Linked DNA regions of Homo sapiens: region 1 is linked to region 2. Evidence: read pairs that join two places in POLR2A ChIA-PET (ENCODE). Cell type or tissue: MCF 10A. All regions are shown on one strand. Each heading gives the region's core, and the rest is flanking DNA. Links, peaks and the distances in the headings are about the cores only.

The links. ChIA-PET counts read pairs that join two places held together with the same protein. Peaks named below come from ENCODE experiments on the same cell type or tissue, not always from the same donor. Only the 100,000 strongest peaks of a DNase experiment are listed, where the experiment ranks them.
Region 1: POLR2A ChIA-PET joins it to region 2 with 5 read pairs; 2 of 35 experiments call an interaction of 5 or more read pairs at or near these places.

Annotation. Positions count from the first base shown.
Region 1 is chr21:38,926,585-38,936,323 of GRCh38, reverse strand. The region is part of intron 1 of ETS2-AS1 (ETS2 antisense RNA 1); the gene reads left to right. Among named protein-coding and RNA genes, the nearest start is that of ETS2-AS1, 7.0 kb to the left of the region's middle. In MCF 10A, for the core only: no CTCF peak of the experiment used is centred there; a DNase peak (open chromatin) is centred at 5,273.
Region 2 is chr21:38,848,806-38,858,544 of GRCh38, reverse strand. LOC101928398 (a long non-coding RNA gene) reads right to left here and starts at 1,006. Exons shown (of 3, transcript NR_109926.1): 1 at 920-1,006; 2 at 590-769; 3 at 1-468. In MCF 10A, for the core only: no CTCF peak of the experiment used is centred there; DNase peaks (open chromatin) are centred at 4,964 and 6,054.

The DNA of each region.
Region 1 (9,739 bases), core at 481-8,480, 78 kb before region 2:
CACAGGGACAGAAACAGACAGAGACAAAGAGAGACAGAGGGAGGAGAGAGAGAGAAAGTGTTCGGAGCCGTTTTTTTCCAGTCTTTCAGGAGCGGCCTGCATCTCACCTTTGGTTCCGTGGAAAGGAGCACTGTTGCCATACACAGCTGTTGAGATTCATGTAAACAAAGGTCCGTGCGTGCTAAGCAGAGTTTGGAGAATGGGTCCTGGAGACCATGCATTATAATTGGGTAGTAAGAGAACGTAAGTAGTGGCTCAAATATTTCAGCAAGGTTTCAAAAGAAATATGATTTACAAAAATGTCATTTGGTGGCTCTATGGTCCAAAGCTGCTTATTTTTCAGAGGAATGAACTCCATTTATTTAGTAAAAGGAACAGAAAGGAATATTCCGGTGCATGAAGCAGGTGCGTGCCTGGAGCTTTGCTTTTTGGAGGTTGCCTCACTTCAACCTCGCAGCAAACTCCGTGAAAGCTTAGACCTCATTGTGTACAGTGGTTAAGGGTGCAGGGGCCCAACAGTGAGTGCTATGGAGGACATGAAGCTACGGGAGACCCCTCACTGTGGGGGCCCCGTCAAATGGTAGGCACTTAGGAAGACCAGCATGGCAGTTTCATGTAAAATGAAACACACACCACTCCCATGACCCAGCAATTCCACTCCTAGGAAGGGTTTGCCCAAGAGAAATGAAAACGTGTGCACCGAAGGACCTGCCCAAGAGTGTTTACAGCAGGTTGATGCATCGTAGCCAAAAACTGGAACCCAAGAGTTAGCCCACAGGCAAATGATAGCAATCTGTGGAATATTGAAACCACGGGTAGGAGAACAGGAGAAAAGGAGCAATGTACTGTTTTATTTATATGATATTCAAGAACAGGTAGGACTGATGGGTGGTGATGGGAATCAGGACTGTGGCTGTCTCGGGACAGGGACTGGACCCACTAGAAAAGGGCAGTGGGGAATTTTCTTGGGGAAATGATCTGTTCTATATCTTGATTCAGGTGGCGCTACACAGGGCTTAAATTTGTCAGATCGTACTGTGAATTTCACTTAATGAAGCTTTGCCTCATTAAGAATGTTTTAAATGGTAAAATCTTTATTAATAAGTACAGGTTCTGAAGACAGACGGCCTGGGTTTGAGTCTTTTCTCTTCTGTCTGTAGGAGTTTGCTGTGGCTGTCATAGCAAATGACCACAAGCTTGATGCCTTCAAACAACACAACTTCATTCTGTTATGGGGCTGGAGGGCGGAAATCCGAAGTTAGTGTTGCTGGGTTAAGGTCAAGGCATTGGCAGGGCTGTGCCACTCTGGAGGGTCTAGGGGAGAATCTGGTCTTGTCTTTTCTGGCCCCTGGTGGCTGCCAGCATTCCCTGGCCCATGGCCCCTCCCTCCGTCTTTAAAGCAACCACGTAGCATCTTGCTCCTTGGTAACAGCCCTTCTGCTCCTGTAGCATATCTTCCTCTGTGTTCTTCTTTAAGGCCTCTTGTCATTGCATTTAGGACATACCAGGACAATCTCTTCATCTGAAAAAATCCCTAAACCCAGCCTGGTGAGGTGGCTCACGCCTATAATCCCAGTACTTTGGAAGGCCGAGGGGTGGTTCACCTGAGGTCAGGAGTTCAAGACTAGCCTGGCCAACATGGTGAAACCCATCTCTACTAAAAATATAAAAGTTAGCTGGGCATGATTGTGGGCACCTGTAATCCCAGCTACTCAGGAGGCTGAGGCGGGAGAATCGCTTGAACCCAGGAGGCAGAGCTGCAGTGAGCTGAGATCACGCCACTGCACTCTGGCCTGGGTGAGAGTGCAAGACTCTGTCTCAAAAAAAAAAAAAAATCCTTAAGCCCATCATTTCTGAAGAGACTTCTGGCCCTGGGACATCACATTTAACTTTAATCACCTCTTTAAAGGCCCCATCTCCGAATACAGTCACAGTCTGAGCTACTAGGGGATAGGGCTTCAAGACAGGAGTTTTTGTTTTTATTTTTTTGAGACAGAGTCTCACTCTGTCACCCAGACTGGAGTGCAGTGTCGCGATCTCGGTTCACCGCAATCTCTGCCGCCCGGGTTCAAGTGATTCTCCTGCCCTAGCCTCCCGAATAGCTGGGATTATAGGCATGTGCCACTACCACTCGGCTAATTTTTGTATTTTTAGTAGAGATGGGGTTCACTATGATGGCCAGGCTGGTCTTGAACTTCTAACCCCAGGTGATTCACCCGCCTCGGCCTCCCAAAGTGCTGGGATTATAGGCTTGAGCCACCGTGCTAGGCCAAGAGATGAATTTTGAGGGGAACACAGTCCAGCTCATAACACAATGTGTAGCAAAACAAATCCAAAAGGGAAGGACAAGGTAAACACGGAAAGGTGGCAAAAGAAGTGGCGGCCCCTGTGGGTGTGTCTGCTCATGTGAACACAAGCTCAGGGACGTTCCCTCCACGTGAATTAACCGTGAACAGAGGGAAGTGGAGAAATGGACTCTGGGCACAGGAAGGATGGAGGGTGTGGGTGACAGCAGCACTCAGGCCACCGCCTGGCAGAGGCAGCTAGCAAAGGGGAGGTCATGAAAGCCGTGTGTGTGTGGGTGGAGGGGGGCTGAGGAAGGAGGGCCCCTCCATCTCCTGGTCTTTTCCATCCATCATTTGAGGGCGTAGACACCAGGAGTTGGCTCATACCTGATACCATCCCATGTTTACACGAAGGGATAGGTCTCAAACTGTGGAGCCTGGACTGACCTCTCACCATTGCCTGGAAACGTGTTAGCAATGCAGAATCCCAGGCCCTACCCAGACCCACGGAATCAGAAACTATGGGGCGAGGAACAACGGGTGTTGCACCAAGCCATTCAGGTGATTCTGATGCCCCCGAAGGTTTGAGAACTGCCGCTGTAATTATGTTGAACTGAACTTCAACTGTAATTATGTTGAACTGAACTTCAACTGAGTGGCCCTGCACAGACCGTGGATATAGAAGAAGGCTGCTGTAACACCAGGTCTTGGGGTGAATCTTCATGTGATCTTCGGAACAAGGATACTTGGCTTGGATCCCAGCCCAGACACCCTGCACCTATAGGATGGGGACCTTGGCCCTGACCTCAGGATGGTGAGAATGAGACATTCTATGGGACACTCACAGCAGAGAGTCAGGCGTGACTAGAGACCTAACAGCATCTTCTTTCCTTCCTCCCTGGGCCCTGCCCCTTGTAGGCAATGGGTATGGCATTATTTTGCTTTTATTTTGCATCCTTCGACATGGGCCACCCTACTTTAAGAAAACTTGGAGGGAGGGAAGGTTGGGGAGGACACACCTCATTTCCCTGGACCCCTTTTGGAACTAGCCAAATCCCCAGAGGGCCTTAATGGTTCTTACTTGGATTTGCAGCCCAAATCGGGCTTAGGTTGAAACCTCAGAAGCAGACAGAAGCAGCAGAAGAGATGTATTAAGAATAGAGATAAAGCCGGGCATGGTGGCTCAAATCCCAGCACTTTGGGAGGGTGAGGTGGGCGTATCATTTGAGGTCAGGAGTTTGAGACCAGCCTGGCCAACATGGTGAAACCCATGTCTACTAAAAAAATCCAAAAAATTAGCTGGGCATGGTGGCGTGTGCCTGTAATTCCAGCTACTTGAGAGGCTGAGGCAGGAGAATCGCTTGAACCCAGGAGGCAGAGGTTGCAGTGAGCTGAGATCATGCCTCTGCACTCTGGCCTGGGTGACACAGTGAGACTCTGTCTCAGAAAAAAAAATAATAATAAAAATAAATAAAAAAATAAATAAAAATAGAGATAGGCAGCGACTTTGAGTGAAAGTGACCTAAAGGGGCATTTTAGGGTGGAACTGTGTGTGAGTTTCCCGGAGCTGCTGTAACAAACAGCCACAAACTCAGTGGCTTCAAACAACAGAAATGGGGCTGAGCACAGTGGCTCACGCCTGTAATCCCAGCACTTTCGGATGCCAAGGCAGGTGGATCGCTTGAGCTCAGGAGTTTGAGACCAGCCTGGCCAACATAGAGAAACCCCATCTCAACAGAAAATACAAAAATTAGTTGGGCGTGGCGGCGGTGCATGCCTGTAATCCCAGTTTCTCAGGAGACAGAGATGGGAGGATTGCTTGAGCCTGGCAGGTCCAGGCTGTGGTGAGCTGTGATCACACCACTGCATTTCAGCTTGGGTGACAGGGTGAGACCCTGCTCAAAAAGAAAAGAAAAAAACAAACCAAAAAGAAAACAGAAATGTATTCTCTCACAGTCTTGGAGGCCAGAAGTCTGTAATCAGTTGGTTCCTTCTTGGGGGCTCGGAGGAAGAACCCTTCTTGCCTCTTCCTGGTTTCTGGCGGTTGCCAGGGATCCTTGGGGTTCTGGGGCTTGCAGCAAATGCCTCCCATCCCATGGCCTCCTTCCTGCGTGTCTTTACATCATCTTACCTCTGTGCCTGTGTCCACATTTCCCTCTTAGGAGGACACAGCCTTTGGATTTAAAGCACACCCTACTCCAGCGTGACCCCATCTTCTTATATTTACAAAGACCCTCTTTCCAAATAAAGTCACATTCCCAGGTACCAGGGATTGGGACGGTAACGTATCTTTTCAAGGGACACAATTCAAGCCACCACACTCAGCATTTATGTAGCAGTGCCGGGAATGATGGCAGCTTTTTGGGCAGGCTCTGCTTTGCAGCGGCAGGCAGGTGGGTGGCAGGATCTGCCCAGTGGCGAGTTTCTCAGAAAGCATTTGTTCCTCTGAAAGCATTTGTTCCTCTGAGGAGGGGGACTTCACTCTGGAGAAACTGGCTGGACTCTCAAAGCCTTGAGAGCTAATGGCAGCTTCTCAGGACCTACAAAATAGAGAAAATGAGGAAATATCGTAGGTTGTTTGAACCAACTATTGCCTATTTAACTTCACAGAATGGAATTAAGAAAAAGGAGAAGCAGAAGTTAGATCTTAATGACTTTTTTTTGTTGTTGTTTGAAGGCAATTTAATGAGAGATGGGTGGGAGCAATAATGAGGGTGGTCTGAAAATCAATGTGGTAACTGTCTCCTGCATCTGGACGGAATGTACTGAAAGGAAGTCATATATGTTTAATGATGTGTTTGTTAGTATTCGAGTTCCTTGTGACTAGCTGGGGGCCGTTCCTTTAAGAGCATGCTTTTAGGGGGAAAAATCTGCTCTTGGAAAAAGAAAATGAACAAACTCAAACCTCCACAAACACTTTGTATATTGCACACTGCTGCACTTTGGCTAAAGTGATGGTGAAGTGGGTGACCTCACTTCCCCCAGGCAATATCTTGCACAACTTCAGAAGGAGGAGTGGGGTCAGTCTGGGGGATATTGCTCCATCTGGAGTTTTCTGAGTTTCTGGCTGCTTGGACATTGCTTGTCTGTTTCCTTTAATAGAGTGGGTGACGGCTGTCTCAAGGCAAAGGCTTTATCCCCAATACCCCCTACTCCTTGCCATTTGACTTTTAACTGTTTAATCCAAAGCTATCTTCAAAAATATAAATAGTCTTAGGAAAATATCAGGGCAGGCCTTGCAGGCATGGCCCAGCAGAGCATCTACAACAACCCAGTTTCTTGGGGTGCCCCCTGATCCACAGGTTGCCAAGTTGAGTTGCATTCTGTGATTTAACTGCTCTATCCACCACTGATAAAGCCTGCCTTCCAGGCAGGCTGTCAGTCAGCAAAGTGTCCTGGCAGAAGAACACTGTCTTAAGGCATGAGGTAGCCTGAACAATGCCCCCTCTCTTCCCCCAAAAAAGCCTGTGTCTGAATCCCTGTGAATATGTTACTCTACACAGCTGATGTGATAAATAAGGTATCTTGTGATGGGAAATTATACTGAATTATCTGAGTGGGCCCTGAAGCATAGCAGAATAATATGCCTCCCCAATATAAGCCATGTTGGTAACAGGATTATTTTAAGCTGAAGGCAATTGAGAAGAAGAAAAGCTCCCTGCCTTCCCCCTGTTTGTCTAAAAGCGGAACATAAATTTGTAAAGGTATCCCCCTCCTTTCTCTACCAAGAAGGGCAAGTGTTAATCATCAGAGACAGCTCTAGACCCTTATCAGCCTGTGACGGCACCAGGGGAATCAACAAACCTTATTAACTAGCCCTTATCTACCATTAGGTTTTCCATATATTTGTCTTCCCACAATGTGTCCTCCCCCTTGAAACTCAAAGCCCTTTTCTCTTGTCTTGTCACTTCTCTACAAAATTGACTGTTCTTTTGTTAAAATTCTATGTAAACCCAAGTTCTATCCACCCCTCTGAGTTACTCATCCCTGAGTGCTCCTCATGCATGGTTAAGATGCACACATTAGTAAACTTCTGTCTGCTTTCCTCTTGTTAATCTGTCCTTCATCAGTGCCTTAGTCCATCTTCTGCTGCTATAACAGAATGCCACAGACAAGATAATTTATTTCAAAAAAGAGAGATTGATTTAGCTCACAGTTCTGGAGGCCGGGAAGTCCAAGTGCTTGGCACTTGCATCTGGCCAAGGTGGGCCCATGGCAGAAGGCAGAAGTGAGCATGTGAGACAAGCAGAGGAAATTAGACTGAACTCATTCTTTTCATCAGGATCCCACTTCTGCAACAACTAACCCACTCCCACAATAATGACATTAATCTATTAATCACCTCTTCAAGGCCCCACCTCCTGATACATTACATTACATCACATTGGCAATTAAGTTTCAACATGAGTTTTGGAAGAGAGACATTCAAACCATTAGCAATTAGTCTCATTTACAAGACTATAGCTGGGGAACCTAGGAGGGTGAGAGTAGACGTTTTTTCCTTCTTTATGGCCCCCAAATTTTGTGTTTTTAAAGCCACTAAGTCTATGGTAATTTACTACAGCAGCTCCAAGGAAACTAACACAAAGGATATTGGAAACTAGATAATGACTGATCAACCCACCCTGTCACCCTCTTGGGAAGCATGAGGAAAAGACTAACCAAGAATTGGCAAGGGCAAAGCAGCATGCTGCAAGAGGAAGCCAGACATGGGAGCTATGTGGCCACAGGCTTGTGACTAGCAGAAGCCATATGTCACAGCAACAGAGAAAAGAGCCACCATCTTCGAGGAGCAATGAAGATGGTACCCCTGGCCCACTGCATTGGTTCCTCCCTACATGCTCACACCTCTGTGCAGCATGGCTGGCAGCTGGTGGGAAAGGTTCCATCCATCAGACATCCCAGTCAAACACTTAGGCCCAAGTGTGAGTGAGCTTCAGACTCCTCAGTGGACAGGGCTGCTGGTGCCAGGGTGGGTTGGGGCCCTGTTGTACAACCTTTCCATCCTTATCACCTCCCAGAAAGAAAAACTAATCGATTTAAACTTAATTTAATTTCCTCACAACAAAGGAAATTCAATACTAAAGAGTAAGAATGTGCTGTAGAGAATGAAAATTTAAAGGGCCACAAACCATTATGATGTCTAAGATTTGTTGACCCCTTAAGAACCAGTTTTCTGCCCTTTGGAAAGAGCATCACCCCCATTAAGGATGTGGGGTGCAGGGAAGGTGAGGCTGCCAGTGAAGAGCTAAGTACACACAGCAGGTGTTGGCTGCAGACAGTTGTCTGGGCTGGCCCATGGCCTGCTGCAGTAGAATCTTTCCTGTTCACATGAAAACATGACTGTGTCAGGAGGTCCAGTTTTTTCTCCACCTCAAATGTGTACAAGTGTAGCTGCTACAATTAAATCAAACTCGTTCCTCTATAATAGCTGATGATATTCAGGCCTCATCAGACTTTTCTCTTATTCTTTGGACTCTGCCTTTTTTGACGTGGGAAAATTTTTGGTTCCTTTTGGACTTTCCATCGTCCCATAAATGTTCCCCTCTCTCTCTTTCTCCCCTACCCCCTAACTGAAGTGGGAGGAAGAGGGGTCTTTGTCACTTCTTTTCACCCTTCCAGTCTGCAAAGTAGTTACTTGAATTAACCGTGAACTAGTGACTTAGAATCTTAAAAGTGTTGAAGCTTCACTGGCTGGGCTCTCTCTGTTTATCGAAAAGCCTCTTTTGTTTTTCCGCAAACCATTGTTTATACGAGACAAAAAATGTTATATTCATGGCAAAGTTGAAATTCTGGAAGATTAAAGATAAATATCTACTCATAGACTTGGCAAGTAGAATTAATGCTACATTTGTTTCATCAACAGGTATTTTTTGAGCCCCAGTTAGGAGTAGGCCGGTGTCTTAGGAACTGGAACTCTGTGGTAGACAAGGTGGAAGATTTCTGCTCTTGTGGTTTTTCAGTGATGGGGCCTCAGTGCCTTGCAGGTGAAATGCAGATACTGAAGCTGAAGCAAGCTCTGTGGCCCATGGCCCATAGCCTACGGCACTAAAGGGCAGGCACCTGCTGTTCTCTGGGCTGTGGAGTCACCTTGCAGCATCTCACCCATTCTTGTTGCCACATTTTTCGAGAGCTATTAACCAACTCAAGTCTGTTGGAGAGGAAACAGGCTGCAGAGGCCTTGGGAGGCCATAGCCCATGAGGAAGGAGGGAAATCATGGGGCAGCCAGTCTGGAAATGGGCACCCTTGAAGGTGCACCTGAGCTGTTCTCAGAAAGCTGGAGGAAGATCTCAAGTAGGAAGAGTTAGACATGGGTTATTTGCTGCAGAGTTCACAACAAGGAGTGATGGGTTGGAAGCTCTGGAGAGGTGACTTTCAGCCCTGGAGAGGAGGCCAATGTGTGTGAGGCTGAAGAATCCCCCCTTCCTGCAAAGATACCCACATTCTAATCTCTGGAACCCGTGAATACATCACTTTATAGGGCAGAGACTTTGCAAATGTGATTAAATTAAGGATCTGGGATGGGAGTTTGTCCTGGCTCATCCAGGAGGGCCCTAAATGCACTCTCTAGTGTTCTTATAAGAGATGGGCAGAAGGAGATTTTACATAGACAGAAGAGGGCCATCTGATCGAGGAAGCAAGATGCTACACTACAGGCTTTGAAGATGGAGGAAGGAAGGGACCAGGAGCCAAGAAATGCAAGGGATGTAGCTCTAGATGCTGGGAAAGGCAAGGAAACAGATTCTCCACCACAGCCCTTGGAGGGTGCTAGCCCAGGGAAACTGGTTTTGGACTTCTGGCTTCCAGAACCATGAGAGGATAAATTGCTATTTCCTTAAACACCCAAGATTAAAATAATTTGTTACAGCAGCAAGATAAAGCTAATATACCATGCTAAACAATTTCTTTGAGACGTAGTGAGGTCTCCATCCCCAACAGTGACTGATGGCTTCTCAGAGTGTGTCCATAAAAGAGATGGTGACCCTGGGGGGCAGGTTGCACAGGAGAATATCTGAACCCCTCGTAGCTCTAAGCATGTGGGATTAGTTTGCCAAGGCTGCCATAACAAAGAACCACAGACTGGCTGTCTTAAACAGCAGAAATTTATTGTCTCCCAGTTCTGGAGGCTGGAGTCCAAGACCAAAGTGTGGCAGGGTTGGTTTCTCCTGACTGGTAGATTTCTCCTGAGGTCTCTCTCCTCGACTCATAGATGCCGTCCTCTCCCTGTGTCCTCACAAGCTCATCCCTCTGTGTATGTTTCTGTCTCCTCTTCTTATGAGGACACCAGTCAGACTGGATTAGGGACTCACCCAAATAGCGTTACTTTACTTTAGTTACCCCTCTGAAGACCCCATGTCCAAACAGAGTCACATTCTGAGCTACCATGGGTTAAGGCTTCAACATATCAATTTTGGGAGACACACTTCCACCCTGACAGCTATGTTGTACAATG
Region 2 (9,739 bases), core at 646-8,645:
ATCTGGGAGGCTTCCCATCATTTGTCTGAGCTCTCATCCCTGCCCACAGCTCAGGAAACTTCCTTTGTCAAAGTCTCTTCATCTGCACCATTTAGCATGAACTGTTCCTTGTGGGGGCAATGCTCCTTCTGCGTGCATACAATTTAGATATCTTTTCTGTATATACAGAATGTATGCACATAACTTTAAAAAAATTTACTTAATTTTTAAGGGGGTGGTTTCTTCATTTTCTGCTTTCCTCTTTAGCTCTGCTTCCAAGTTCCCCTCATCACTGCGGTCCCTAGTGAAATCTTCCAACTGCATGGTGTCCAGCACATTTTCAGCCAGAGATTTTAGTTGGCTCGTGGTATCTTTCATGACCTGTTTTTTTTGTGCATTCAAAGGTTTCCAGCCTTTCTTTCTCCTCCTTCCTTTCCTGTACTCTCTGCTCCCATCTCGCGATCTCTTGGTCGAGCACTTCCGGACTTTCTGCAAAATAGGTGTTTTCATTCAAACTGTGTTATTTCCTTCTGAAGTTTTCCTCCATCCTCCTTTCATCCTTTTAAGATGTGTCCTGCATCAATCACTTGGGAACGCTTAGGAGACTCACTTTTCCATGTTTTTTTTTCCAGAAAGCCTCCTGTGTCCTGCAGAGAAGACCTGCTCAGATTTTTATTAAGGGTCGATAAGCAGAGGGATTGTAACATTCAAGGTCTGGCCTCCATCAGGGGTGACTTGAGGGCTTCCTCAGCCTGTCTCTTTAGTCCAGTGTTCCACCTTCTCCATGGACCTGCTGGTGAGAACAACACTTTTACTAAGCTCTTTTCCTCTTTATAAAGTGTCATCTCTTAATGACTAAGACCACCACAGCAACACAAACCAGGACCTCCCAGGGATGCCCAGGGACCCCCGGGGCTCATCTCATGATCTCAGCCATCACCAGCACAGCAGCCCGCAGCAGCTTCAGAGCGGCTGGAGAGACATTTGGGGACGAGCAGCCCCTCTGTGGCTCTGCCTCTGTTTGCCAGTGGCCTGTGGACCACAACTGCCTACTCGGGACCCTGCGGAGTGTTCTGTATCTAATGCAAACAGGTGCCTGGCAACCAGGACAGATAATCAGTTGGGCTGGGGGAGGGGAGCAAGCCAGATTCTAAAAACAGTGTCCCTGACATTGCTGTGCTTACTGCACAGATAGAGGTGATATTATATTCCCTGCCCAGGTCATGAGGGAACTGGGAGTGGCTGACAGCACTCTGGAGCTCAGCCACACCAGGCCCAGCTGGCCCCACAGCAAACCCAGAGGGTCGAAGTGAGGCTACGCCCTGTCCCTTTCTGTCCACAAGGGCCTGTCAGGGCACAGTGGTGGGGCCTGTCCCTGGGTGAGGCTCAGTCTCCTGATTTCAAGTTTCCTTCTGCACAGGGAAAGTGGGTCCTGCCCACCAAGGTCCGAGGGACCCTCCTCTGAAGCCCCTCTCTCCTTTGTGTTTGGTCAAGGTTAGCAGATGGGGAGAGGACTGAAGAGTCTCCCCAAAGGTCTAAACTGAGAGACCTGGATTTTCAATGTAACAATCCAGGAGAAATAAGTAGATGGAGTCTAAAATTTCTGGTGGAGTCTACAATTTCATGGATTTTCTATGAAGCTGGTTTGTCCCTGTTCAGCAAGTGTCCTGAGTGAGGGTGACTCTGCTTTGGGTATGACAGGTTGACCCAAGCTCCTTCCCTCATGCCTCCCAAGGTGGCCCTGGGAACAGTCTCCAATCCACTGAGCCGTCTTCAGAAGTGCATGTCTACTACAAGGGGATGGGGCCTTCTTTCGGCTCATATTTGCCACCTTTTGCTTATTAAGCTACTTCTCTCTCCTAGAATCCCTCTGGCAGACCGAGACTCACAGCCTCTTGTTCATCCTCTGGGACTTTGCCATGAGCAACTCGCTCATGGTCCCTTTACCCAGAATGAAATTAGAGAACTGTCCGCCAAGGCCAGCCCTGGGGTCTTGAGAGATTGCCTAGCTCAGGCAGTAGGGGCCCCATGGATGTAGAGGACCAAGGCTCCGACTGGCCAGGTGGTGAGGGCCGGGGTGGAGGTCTAGGTCAGCCAACGCCTGAAGCGATAGTTGTGATAATTTCCTTCTTTCCTTCCTTCCTTCTCTCTCTCTTTCTTTCTTTCTCTCTTTTTTTTGAGACAGAGTCTTGTTCTGTTGCCCAGGCTGGAGTGGAGTGGCATTATCATATCTCATTGGAGCCTCAAATGCCTGGGCTCAAGCAATCCCCCTACTTCAGCCTCCCCAATAGCTGGGACCACAGGCATGCACCACCATGCCAAGCTATTTTTTTTTTTTCCTAGAGATAGGATCTCGCCATGTTGCCAAGGCTAGTCTGAAACTCCTGGCCTCAAGCAATCCTCCTGCCTTGGCCTCCCAAAGCGTTGGGATTACAGGCATGAGGCACTGCACGTGGCCTCTTTTTTTAAAAACAAAACAAAACTGGGCTTTATTTTTTAGAGCAGTGATAGGTTTAAAGAAAAATTGTGCAGAGATATTACATAGACCCTTGACTCCTCCCACAGTGTCCCCTATTATTATCAGCATTTTGCATTGTTGCAGTACGTTTGCTAAAATGGATGAAAGTACTGGTACATTATTATCCATGAAAGTCCATAGTTTACGTGAGGGTTCACTCCATGTGTTGTTCAGTTCTAGCAGTTTTGACAAATGCATAATGTCAGGCACGCACGATTACAGTAAAGCATAGAAGAGTTCCACTGCCCTAAAATTCCTCCTGGCTCCACTTGCTCACGCCGCCCTTCTTGCCCCTTTGCCCTGATACTTTTTCTGTAGTCCACATTGTCTGATATAAATACAGATATTCCAGCATTAACATGGTATATCTATCTCTATCTCTTTACTTGTATTCTAATTGTGTCTTTATAGTTAAAGTGAGTTTCTTGTAGACAACATACAGTTAGGTCTGGTTTTTTTAATCCACCCAGCTAGCGTCTGTCTTGTAATTCACATATTTAGAACATTGACATATAAACTAATTATTAATATATTTGATATAATATCAACCATATTTATTACTGTTTCTATGTGTTTCCCTTGTTCTGTTTCTTTTTCCTCTTACACTTTTTTCTCCTTTTCTGATTTTCCTTGAGAATTTTATATGATTCCATTTTATTTCCTCTTTCATTATATATCAGTTATACTTCTTTACAATTTTTTTAGTAGTTGCCTGTGATTTTGCAATATACACTTAAAACTGATCCAAGTCCATTTTCAAATAACACAATACCACTTCATGTGTAGTGAGAATATGTTATCACAGAGTATTCACAATTCTTTTCCTCATCTCTTATAACATTTTTGTCATTCATTTCACTAATTTATAAACTATAATCACCCAATACATGTTTACTATTATTATCTTGAAGAAAATGATAAACTGTTAGATTAGCATAAAATATGAAAAAGAAATTATTCATTTTAGCCTTCGTTTCTTTCTTCTTGAATGCTCTTCATTCCTTTTAGTAGACCTGAGTTTTTCACCTATGTCATTTTCCCTTCTTTTTCAAGGAAGTCCTACTGGCAGCAAACCCCTTCCGTTTTTCTTTCTCTGCAAAAGTATTTGCCATTCACTTTTGAAGGATAATTTCACTGGATACAGAATTCTATCTATAGCTAGTGGTGTTTTCTTTCTTTCAGCCCTTTAAATATTTCACTCCACACTCTCTTTTTACTTGCATGGTTTTCGAGGAGAAGTCTGATGTAGTCTTATGCTTGATCCTCCATACGTAAGGTAGGTTTTTTTTCCACCTCTGAATTCTTTCATTATTTTCTCTGCATCTTTGATTTTCTGCAATTTGAATATATACTATATACCTAGGTATACGTTTTAAAATATCCATCCTGCTTGGTGTTCTCTTTAGTTTCCTGAATCTGTGGTTTGGTGTCTCATTAATTTTGGAAAATTCTCAGTCATTATTACTTCAAATATTTTTTCTGTTCTTTTCTCCCTTTCTTCTTTTTTGGTATTCCCATTACATATATGTTACACCTTTTGTAATTGTCCTGCCATTTTTAAACATGGTGCTCCATTTTTTTTTCAGTCTTTCTTCCCTTTGTCTTTCAGTTTGAGAAGTTTCTATTCATATATCTTCAAGCTCACTGACATATAGCTTATATTGTGTTCCAGTTACTACAAAAGAGCACTGCGGATGTGCTGGGCAGAAATGGGGGAGGCGAATCATTCTATATAGAGTCCAATGATTAGGTTTCAGGTTTTTAGTGAGCCTGTGTCCCTGGGCTGTGACCTTCACCTGGGAGTCTCAGTTATTATCCCATCTTATATTAGGTAATACAGGAAAGCTAGCTGAGATGGGACTGGGATGTTTCCTTTTCCCTGGGTGTTAGGATGAAGGAAGCTGAAGTACAGCATTTCCCTCCACAAAGATGAGGTGGTGCTTCTCCACCTGTCCACTAAGATAATGGAGGTGGTGGAGCCTGGTAGACCACAAGTAGGGTGGTGGCACAGATGTGATGTCCCCTGCCCAAGATGGAATCAGAGAGCCAGCCTGGGATCCCACCTCCATCACTTCCCAGCTTTGTGATCCTGAGCAAATTAGTTATTGTCACTGCAGTGTCATTTCCTCATCTTAAAAGAAGGTAATAACAGTCATCCCATAGCACACTTATGAGAGTTAAATCAAATGATGCAAGGGAAATGCCTGCAACACTGCCTGGCAGATAACAGAGTCTCAACAGATGGTAGAGGTCATTCTGAAGAGAATGCCATTTGACCTAACTGGGGTGACGAAGGCAGTTAAGAGTAGGCGAGAGGAGTGGTAGGGCTTGGGGAAAGCAGGTCAGGCAGCTGGTGGGATTTGCAGAGCTGAGGAGAGCCTTCCAGGTGCATTTAGTTGCTGACGGAGTCTGGCCCAAGCCCAGGCCACAGGCACAGTCCCAGGAGACATGCTCATGAGCTGTCATCTCAGTCCAGCCGCTGACTCACCCCACAGGCGGGCACCCAGGGAGCAGGTGCTGCAGCTGTTGCGTCATTAGACCTCTGAGGCTGTAAGAGCTGACCATCTTCTGGCTGATGGAGTAACTTGCCCACAGGTGGGGATGGGAGGGATGAAGGCCCAGCCTCTCTTGTGTGTCTGGGATGAGAGGGACAGTATCCTCACCTTGGTCTAGACTTTGTCGTTCAAAAGGTAAGCTGGGGAGCAGCAGGCTCAACATCACCTGGGCGCGTGTTACAGATGCAAACCTCTGGTCTAGTCCCAAACTTGCTGAGTCTTAATCTGCATTTGGCAAGCTCTCAAAGTGATTCCTTTGTATGTAAAAGTCTAAGAAGCACTGGCTAGCATCTTTCTGGTTCACATGCACGTTAAAGCTTGAGAAGTGTTGGCCTAGGGATCTTCGTGGATTCCAAATAGAAGTCAGAATACCAATAACCAGTATTAATTTCTGATTGTAATATCAGCAGCTGAAGGATCAAGGTGTTTGGAACCCAGGAATCACAATCAGACTTTTTCAGGCCGCAAATGGATTGATAAAACAATGGAGGTCTCTCTGATAAGGTAACATTTCAGCTGAGCATGGAAGTAAGTGAAGACATGATCATAGGAGTATCTGGGGATCGAGCAGCAAGTGCAAAGGCCCTGGGGCTGGAACACACTCAGTGTGTGTGAGAAATGGCAAGGGGTTCAGTGTGCCTGATGCAGATTAAGCAAAGAGGCCAGGAGTAGGAGGTGATATGGAAAGATTGTGTTGACTCTGCAGTTCATGGTAAGGCCTTAGGATATTGTCATGAGTGAAATGGGAAGCTGTCGGAAGGTTTAGAATGAAGGGGTCATATTATCTGACTTTTGTTTTAACAGGAATCTCTCCAGCTGAGTCTAATTTCTGAGAGTAGACTGAAGAGGACACAGCAGGGCAGTCTAGTCAGAGGTGCCTGCAGGAATCCCAGACGAATGGTAGGGAAGGTAGTGAAGGAGGTGAAGAGATGAGCTTTGAGCCTGGTCCTGTTTAGAGCAGAGCTGGCAGGACTTGCTAGGGATGGGTGCATGCTGTGGGAGAAAGAGAAGCTCCTGGGTTGGCTCTGTGCACCTCTGTGACTCAGCTTTCCTGGAAGGTGCTTTGCGTTTTTCCTTCAGTATCTGACAGGCATGGGCAGAAGAGTCTTTGTTTTTTGGGGGGCTTTTTTGTTTGTTTGTTTGTTTGTTTGTTTGGTGATGGAATTTCACTCTTGTCACCCAGGCTGGAGCACAGTGGCCTGATCTCGGCTCACTGCAACCTCTGCCTCCCGGGTTCAAGTGATTTTCATGCCTCAGGCTCCCAAGTAGCTGGGATTAAAGGCGCCCAACACCACTCCCAGCTAATTTTTGTATTTTTTAGTAGAGACGGGGTTTCACCATGTTGGCCAGGCTGGTCTTGAACTCCTGACCTCAGGTGGTCCACTCACCTCGGACTCCCAAAGTGCTGGGATTACAGGCGTGAACAACCATGCCCAGCCCAGGCAGAAGAGGCTTAAACATGGCCGGTGGTACATGTACTTTCATTACTTTTCTGCCCACCCCCCCTAAAATGTCAGTAAAAGCATGAAAACAGGGAACCTTACAGGATGAGGAGCCCAGGACTGGGGATTAAATAAGATGAATGACAATGTGAGTTATGTCTGAAGAGGAAAGCAGACACAGCCATGGGTGGGAGGTGACTTAGCAGAGGGAAGGAAGCTGGCTACCGAGTGTCTGCAGTCAGAGGTGCAGGCAGAAGACCTTGAGGATCCACCCGAGAGGCTCCGGAATCAGACTCCAGGCCCTCTGAAAGGTTGGGATGAGATGGGGTTGGCAAGAGGTGGGTTATTGAATGCTGTCCAAGGGTTGTTAGATCTGCTGCTCAGGCAGACACTAGCTCCTTGATCCCACGAGAGACTCGAGGGTGATCCTCTGGGAAATCGAGGCAGCTGGCACTCCAGTGCAGGGTGAGGTGGGGATATGAATTGTGCACACTGAATGGTGGACTTCTGGCCCCTTCCCCATCCCTGCTCCAGGGCAGCCATAGCCAAACCTATAACCAGCAAGCAGGAAAACAGATGACCTCTGAGGACAACATCACCCAGAGGACAGGCTCCAGATGCTAACAATGTGGGCTCCTCTGAACATGTACTTCGCCTCTCACTGCACAGGCAAATCCTGCCCCAGCACACCAGTTTCTGATAAATATTTTAGTGTCTCACTCTTAACTATGAATAGATAGCCAAGGATCACCAGACAGGAAGCCCTCTAACACAGACAAACAGAAACTAAAGACAAGACAGAAAGGATCTCAGAGAAAACAGGCAATTCAGGGAGCAGAGGGAAACTTTCTGGACAAACCCACAATTAAAACCTTCTAGGACTTAAGAGGAGCTGTATACTTGTGATTCAAGATCAGGCTCCTAGCAGGAACATTCATAGCTCCAGGATTAGGGGCAGGAAAGAGGACAGAGCTGAAACAAAATTCTACAGGAGGATTAGAAGATAACAATGAGAATTTTTGCCAAAAAAAAAATACCGCAAAAGGCCGAAGAACCAACAATAGGAGAGGAGAGATGAAAAGACAAGAGAAGAAAGTTGAACTCCTGACAAACAGGAATTCCAAAAGAGAGAAAAGGAAAAAAATATATAGAGAATAAGTTATTTTTTAAAATGCAAGAAAATTCCCTAGAGCTAAGTGGCATAAATCTCCTGATAGATGCTCAGGCCAAGGCAAATCATCATGGAATATCACTGCAGCAGAGATAAAGAGAAGGCCTTAGAAGCTTCTAGAGGAACACAGAGGCCACTTAGCAAATATCAGCAATCAGGAGGCCCTTAGAATTCTCAACAGCAACACAGGGAGCTAGAAGACAAGGGCCTTCAAAATTCTGGAAGGGCAACAAATTTCTAATGTGGAATTCTTGGCTTATGAAACTACTGATCAATTTTGAAAATGAAATACAGGCATTTTCAAGCACTCAAGATCTCAAGAAACGTTTCTTGTCTGCACCCTTTCTCAGGCAGTTACTGGGCACATGCTCGTCCAAGATAAGAGAAAACCAAGAAAGAGGAGTCTCAGCAGCGAAACCAGTGAAGCAGAGCAGGACAGAAGGGATTGTCAGGCTGGCAGCCATGCAGGGGACCCAGGGAGCCATCAGTCCAGGTGGAAGCTGGGAGACCAGGGTTTCCCGGAGGCATTCCTCCAGGAAAAACATGAACTGAATTTTTTTTTTGATATATAAGCTGTGCGGAAAATAGAATTGAGAAAGCGTTTTACAAGTAAATTGTGGCTGTTGAAAATTAGCCAGAGGTGCATCGGGGAAAATCCAAAGTAATTATAAGCTTGAAAACATACACATGTACGAGACAGAAATGCAATCTTATTTCTTGATGTGGCTCAGTGGAAAATATTTACATAATCATAGTATTGACTTCCTGAAGACCCAGATAAACAACATTGGGAAGATGAAGAAAGAGAAGCGAATGTTTGTTGGGGCAACAGGGTGGTAATTTGGGGGAGTATTAAAGAGCTGTATTGGCTTCCTGTTGCTTCTGTAACTCATTACCGGACATTCAGTGGCTTAAGACAACACAACTGTGACCTTGCAGTTCTGGAGTTCAGAAGTCTGAAATGAGTCTTCACTGTGCTATAATCAAAGGCGTCGGCAGGGCTGTTGTCTTTCTGGAAGCTCTGAGGAGAATCTTCCTTGCCCTTTCCAGCTTCCAGAGGCCGCCACATTCCTCGGCTTTGGCCCCTTCCTCTGTCTTCACAGTGAATTGTTCCAACCTCTGCTTCCACGGCGACCTCTCTTTTTTCTGACTCCACTCTCATCCCTCCCTTTCATATGGACGCTTATGATGATATTGGACCAGGCTGAATAATCCCTCCCTTTCATATGGATCCTTATGATTATATTGGACCAGGCTGGATAATCCCTCCCTTTCATGTGGACCCTTATGATGATATTGGACCAGGCTGGATAATCCAGGAAAATCTCCCCATCTCAAGATGCTTACTTGAATCACACCTGCAAAGTCCCTTCTGGCATGGAAAGTGACATGTTCACAGGATCCCATGTTCCCAGGATTAGGACATGGACATCTTTAGTGGGGAGAAGCCATGGTTTTGCAGATCCCCAAGGTTAATGTGCTCAATGGAGGATCAGGATCTAGCCCTATGAGCATGTTATTAACGAGCATAGAAGTGAATTCCCAAAAGCATCACTAAGTGCACTGGTGGTCGTAATCTCATGGCTATGAGCAGCGTGGGGTAGGCAGAGCCAGGGGCTAGTTGTTTCCATTATAAGCCTTGTGATATTTTAGACCATGTGTATCTAATGCTGTGATAAAGAGTAAAATGTCCAGTCAGGTGCAGTGGCTCAAGCCTGTAATCCCACCACTTTGGGAGCCCAAGGCGGGAGAACCACTTGTGTACAGGAGTTCCTGGCCAGCCTCGGCAACATAGTTAGACCCTGTCTCTATGAGAAATAGAAGATGAGCCAAGCGTGATGGTGTGCCTATAGTCCCACCGACTTGTGGGGCTGAGGTAGGAGATTGCTTGAGCCCAGGTAGTTGAGACTGCAGTGAACCATGATTGTGCCACTGCACTCAGCCTGGGTGACAGTTAAGACCCTGTCTCAAAAAAAAAAAGAAAAAAGAATAAAAAGAGTAAAATGCTATCGTTAGGCCCAACTCATACCTAATCAATCAAAACGTAACTTAAATTCTGGAGATCTAGTGTCCT